Regions from separate parts of the Homo sapiens genome. Here region 2 is linked to region 1. Evidence: read pairs that join two places in POLR2A ChIA-PET (ENCODE). Cell type or tissue: GM12878. All regions are shown on one strand. Links, peaks and the distances in the headings refer to the core of each region. The heading gives the core; the rest is flanking DNA. Region 1 overlaps RGS6 (regulator of G protein signaling 6). Region 2 overlaps RGS6 (regulator of G protein signaling 6).

Region 1 (2,926 bases), core at 241-2,740:
GATGCACCAGCCTCAGCCTCCCAAACTGCTGGCATTACAGGCGTGCGCCACCGCACCCAGCCACGGCAGTCTTAAATAATCTCCTGAAGACAGTTGAAGCCAATCATTTTGCTGTTGAGTTCACCTTGCCAAAGCTCATTTTCTGATTAATTCTATGCATTAAAATATGAATATTTTATTAGGGAAATCAAAATCCAGACCACAAGGAGATACCACTTCATACCCATTAAGATTATTATAATTTAAAAAAAAAAAACCTCAAGTAAGTCTTGGCAAGGATACAGGGAAATCAAAATCCTCAAACATTGCTGGTAGGAATGTAAAATGACACAGTCACTGCTGAAAACAGCTTAGTGTTTCCTCAAAAAAGTTGAACACAGAATTACCATATGATCTAGCAATTCCACTTCTAAGTACATACACAAACTAACTGAAAACAAATATCAAATACTTGTACACAAATGTTCATAGCAGCACTATTCACAATAGTTAAAAGGGGGAAACAACCCAAATGTCTATCAGTGCATGAATGGATAAATAAAACGTGTATATCCATACAATGGGATATCATTGAGCAATAAAAAGAAATAAAGTACTGACACACACTACAACGTGGATGAACCTTGAAAACATGCTAAGTGAAAACACGCTAAGTGTAAAAAGCCAGACACAAAACGTCACATATTGCTGGAGTCTATTTTTATGAAATATCCAGAATAGGTAAGTCCACAGAGACAAGAAACAGATTGGTAGCTGCCAGTAGCTGCAGGGAGGATGGAATGGGTGACTGCTTAATGGATACAGGGTCTCCTTCAGGGGCCTTGATAGAGGTGATGGCTGTAGAACACTGTGAAAGCATGAAATGCCACTGAATTATACACTTTAAGATGGCTAATTTTGTGTTATGTGAATTTCACCTCAATTAAGAAAAATAAATATATTTAATGTGGCCTTTTTGAAAAGCCTGAAAAGATAACAGTGAGATAAGAACAAGTATATGGAAGTTTTGAGTGAAGAAGGAAGTTCAATCCTTGGTATGACACTATATTTATTGTGTGACCTTGAGCAAGTACAAGAATCTTTTGGGTTTCTTTTGTTAATTTCCCTTTAAAACAAACATACCAAACACCTGCTATATGCTCTGAGTCATGCCAAGGCACCTTCCTCTACATTGTCCTCAGCAGTAAAATGTGAATTCCACCAAGTTCCCCGCAGGTAAGGGTCAAATAAGCTGAGTATGAGAGCAGAGTATAAAGCCATAAAAGTCCTATACAAATGTTATCCCTCATCTAAGAGGCTGCCTGGGTTATTTGCACAAAATTCAGAGGCTTTTCATCAAAGAAACTCTTATAAATACCATACGTGACAGAAAAGGCCATTTCAATTCAAAATACAAATTCAGGAAACATTTTATTATAAAACAAGTTGCTACCAAAGGTCATTCCATAAAAACAAATTTGGGTGGAAAATGGGAGAGAGAGGAATTTGTAATTTATGCTAAGAATTTAATTGCCGAAAATATCCCATTCGAATAACACTACCTGCTTTCTTCACTATTTATAAATTACAATGTTTTTTAAAATTAGATTACATAAAGAGGTAAAGAGCATCATTCTATAATATTATCTCTATACACTGTAATATCAGGATTTCTATGAATATAGTACTACATGGAAACACTGATTACCATTCTAACCAATGGCTTTTAAAATTAAATGAACAACACACAGTTTTATTTTTAAACAACTACTTAGTTGCCTACTCCTTTGCCTTAATACAGAATACAACAGAGCATGAAAACAAAAATTGAGTTCATTTATATATACTCATGTATCCATGTAATAGAGACGTTTTAAGTTTCTGTCGCTTTATTTTAAAATGAACACTTTAATGAGCACATTCTCTTCTATCTAGAAAACTGTATTATAATAGCAAGGTTAGAAATGACCTAGAAACAAACGTGTCAGGCCTCCCTCTGCCCGGCCTCCCTCTGCCCAGCCACCCCCTCCCACCAACAGAAGCATTTGTGTGTGTTAAAACAGGCTGATGTTCCAGAGTCTAGACTGGAAACTACTAAGTGAATGCAGATAGTCTCTGTGTGAAGAATTTTAGTAAGCCTCGTATTCAGTAGAAATGTTTCTATTTTTGGTTCCTCTATTAACTCGTTTTGAAACTCAGACAAGCTATTTAGCTTTCCTGTGTCTAGAAAGAATCATTTCTAAAATAATAATATACTTTCTAGTCCATAGGTCAACAGATGTTATAGAGAACTGGATGTGAAACCTACATAGGTAAAGATTTTCTAATTAAATTCATTGACTATTAAAGCTGGGGCTTGTGAAATTAAAGGACTAGGTTTTCATTCATTATAGTATGATGTAAAATACTTCTTTTAAATGGAGTACAATAGAAATGGGTTTAAATTTAGTGGTAGAGAAAAACAGAATGTTCTTCATTGTACTTATATATACATATATATACACACAGTAAACAACCCAGGGGCTTCAATATTAACATTTGAAGAATGTGAACATTTTTCTGAAAACATGTAACTGCATACCAAAAGAAAGAAAGCATGTTAATATTATTTTCCTATATGGACTCACAGCTAACCCAAGAGGAAAACTGAAAATGGGCTAGGACCTTGCATTTCACAGTCTTCAAGAAGAGACAATACAGCTTGATGGTTACAAGATGCCTCTCATTAGACAGATCCATGTCCAAATCCAGGCTCCACCACTTCCTAGCTGTGTGATCTTAGGCAAGTTCCTTCTCCTCTCTGTGCCTTTAATCTGTTATCTGTCACACACCATAGCCCCAGCATAGTGGAAAGCCCTCTGAACTAGGAGTCCTGGTATCACCCCACCCCTAGCTCCTTTGCAACTAACCAACTATCAGAACCAGGACACACAGCTTCCCTGGACCT
Region 2 (2,926 bases), core at 182-2,681, 510 kb before region 1:
GTGCCTCTGGACATCCCTATCATACAAGATTCATATTCTGCAATTTAGCCTTTGTCTCATCTCCTCCTATACTGTGGTGTGATTTAAGTCTTGCTTTCCAAAATTTAAAGGCAATGTATTTTCTACGTAGCTTAGCAACAGCATGGACAGGTGAAATGTGCCCCATAAATACCTGTTTTGAACAATCCCCAGTGACCCCTCCTCTGCCCACCTTTCACAGGCACGTCACACCCATGTCCTTGGCATGCTTGACTGGAATCATCAAATAGCTTTTTTTCTGTGTGGTTTTTTTTTCTTTTTTTCTTTTTTTTTTTTGAGACAGAGTCTCATTCTGTTGCCTAGGCTGGAGTGCAGCGGCATGATCTCAGCTCACTGCAACCTCCACCTCTCAGATTCAAGTGATTCTGCTGTCTCAGCCTCCCGAGTAGCTGGGATTATAGTCACACGCCACCAAGCCCGGCTAACTTTTTTCTATTTTTAGTAGAGATGGGGTTTCATCATATTGGTCAGCCTGGTCTCAAACTCCTTACCTCAGATGATCCACCTGCCTCAGCCTCACAAAGTGCTGGGATTACAGGTGTGGGCCACCGAGCCCCGAGCCCCGCCAAATAGCTTTTTTTTTTCATATATCCATTACCTCTTACCCATCAGATAATAAACTTGTCAAGGGCAAGCACCTCAAAGTTTACTCCTTTGGGTTTTGCCCTCTAGGAACCAGCAAGGCATAATATAAACAGTAGGTTGCTTTGTTACCAGTAAATATCAGAAGGAAGTAATATAATTAGCCATTGTCTGTTGACCTGGGCTGCTCATCATGAAAGAAAATAACATTCAACCAAGTAATGCTGAAATGGCATTGGGAGTAGAGCTTTATTTATTCTTAAACTTTCCTTTCAAATCACAGCAATAAAGTAGACCATCCTGAGCTGGTGCATTCCAATTATAAGGACTGTGTGACATGAGCCCCCTCCTTCCTCCAGCTCCCACAGCGGACTGTGGGAAACCCCATTACAGCAGTTACCCCAAGGCATGGGATGACTCATTTACGCCCTTTTCTAGTAACTGCTGGAGGAACTGGGTAGAGAATTCTTTCTCTCAAGCTTCCGTGGCTTGTTCACACACAGCACTTAAAAGGTTCAATCACCCACAGCTGGGTTCCACTGTGGTTTCCAGGAACTCAAAGCTTGCTCAATCTTCAGAGTTGAACATTTGAAAGGGTTTTTAAACTGGCCACGTCTCCTCCTGAGAGTGCAAGCTGTCAATTCATTCACCTGTTTCCGGATGTCCTCTTTTGTTGTTTTCCTGATTGGTTGGCTGAGTACATGCACCGGGCTCTGTGCCTGGGACTCTTCAGTCACGCCATACACGGACTAGGAGAAGAAGCAAGCACAGAGGATCATCCACCCACAGAATTGGAGGGTGGCTTAGGGGTCAGCTAGTCCAATGACTCATCCAATTTCGTGAATCCCCTCATGACAATAAGAGATTGGTCTCTGCTTTTATTTCTTCAATGATGAGAATGCTGCCTCTTAAGGCATGTCATCTCATCTTTGGGGTACCACTATAACCCAAATCCTATCTTTTATTGGGCTGAAAATAGCCTCCTTGTATCTCAGTGTTTCTCCAAATATGGTCCATAGACCACCTGCAAAGAATCACCTGGGTGTGCTTGGAAAAGACACGTTGCTGAGTATCCCCTCGCCCCCTGGACTTACTGCATCAGAATCTTTGTGGGTGGGTTTGGAAATCTGCACTTTTATCAAATGCCCCAAATGATTCTGAATAAAGAAAGTTCAAGAGCCACTGCCAAAGAGTATGCACAAAAGATCCCCTCTACATTTCCGTTGGTCAGCAGATTCCCATCTGGTACAAAACTGGGATGGCAGCATTTCAGGGTTTCCCTTTCAAGTTAAACAGTTTTCTGGCCTAAGTTTTTCCACATGTCCGTAGCTATAGCTACATTTAAAGCTGTTCCTCGTATTACGGAAAGACTAAACACAATCTTTGCAATGGGAAAGAAATGAAACACTGAAGGGCATGCAATGTGTAGTCAAAATCATCAAAATGCAGAAGGGCTCAGATAAGGTGGATGTGACTCCATGAAATTCTGTAATGTTAGAATTATGGGGCTCTTGAAGATGAAATGAGGACATTTTAGGACTAACATTTTAAAATATAATACAGTGGATATTGTTAAGTCAGTGACGAACAAAATATGTAAGTAGATTAAAGAAGTTTATATACATACGCCATGTCTAGTGTGTGTGTGTGTGTGTGTGTGCGTGTATTTTTTTTTAATGCATACATGAGAGAGAGCTAATTGGTCATCACAAGAAATAGGAATGTTTGGGGACACATCTCCACTCTTTGGAATTTTTTTTTGAGATGGAGTCTCGCTCTTGTTGCCCAGGCTGGAGTACAATGGCGCGATCTCTGCTCACTGCAACCTCTGCCTCCTGGGTTCAAGCGATTCTCCTGCCTCAGCCTCCCAAGAAGCTGGGATTACAGGTATGCACCACTGTGCCCAGCTAATTGTGTATTTTTAGTAGAGACGGGGTTTCTCCATGTTGGTCAAGCTGGTCTTGAACTCCCGACCTCAGGTGATCCGCCCACCTCGGCCTCCCAAGTGTTGGGATTACAAGTGTGAGCCACCGTACCTGGCCCACTCTTTGGAAATTAATATTACGGAGTCTGGTCATGCTGTCCTGCAATATTGTCCCTGGTGCTGTGGAGAGGGTGGGACATATGAATCGTGGGGGAGTCTGAGCATGGCACCCTCGGGTATGCTGTGACCACTACTCCTTTGAGTAAAGTGAAACACAAGTGACCACTGGGTCATTCACAGTTGGACAAGATGGTGGTTTGAGTTTGGGTGATCCAGCTCTATCCAAAAAAAAAAAAAAAAAAAAAAACCATAAAAAAGACT

What was found. ChIA-PET counts read pairs that join two places held together with the same protein. Peaks named below come from ENCODE experiments on the same cell type or tissue, not always from the same donor. Only the 100,000 strongest peaks of a DNase experiment are listed, where the experiment ranks them.
Region 2: POLR2A ChIA-PET joins it to region 1 with 6 read pairs; 2 of 35 experiments call an interaction of 5 or more read pairs at or near these places.

Annotation. Positions count from the first base shown.
Region 1 is chr14:71,961,361-71,964,286 of GRCh38, reverse strand. All of the region lies in intron 1 of RGS6 (regulator of G protein signaling 6), which reads right to left. Among named protein-coding and RNA genes, the nearest start is that of RGS6, 30 kb to the right of the region's middle. In GM12878, for the core only: no CTCF peak of the experiment used is centred there; no DNase peak of the experiment used is centred there; H3K27ac peaks cover 627 bases.
Region 2 is chr14:72,475,186-72,478,111 of GRCh38, reverse strand. RGS6 (regulator of G protein signaling 6) reads right to left here. Exons shown (of 18, transcript NM_001204424.2): 11 at 1,272-1,370. Among named protein-coding and RNA genes, the nearest start is that of MIR7843, 40 kb to the left of the region's middle. RefSeq lists an enhancer at 1,105-1,314. In GM12878, for the core only: no CTCF peak of the experiment used is centred there; DNase peaks (open chromatin) are centred at 518 and 1,171; H3K4me3 peaks cover 779 bases; H3K27ac peaks cover 2,415 bases.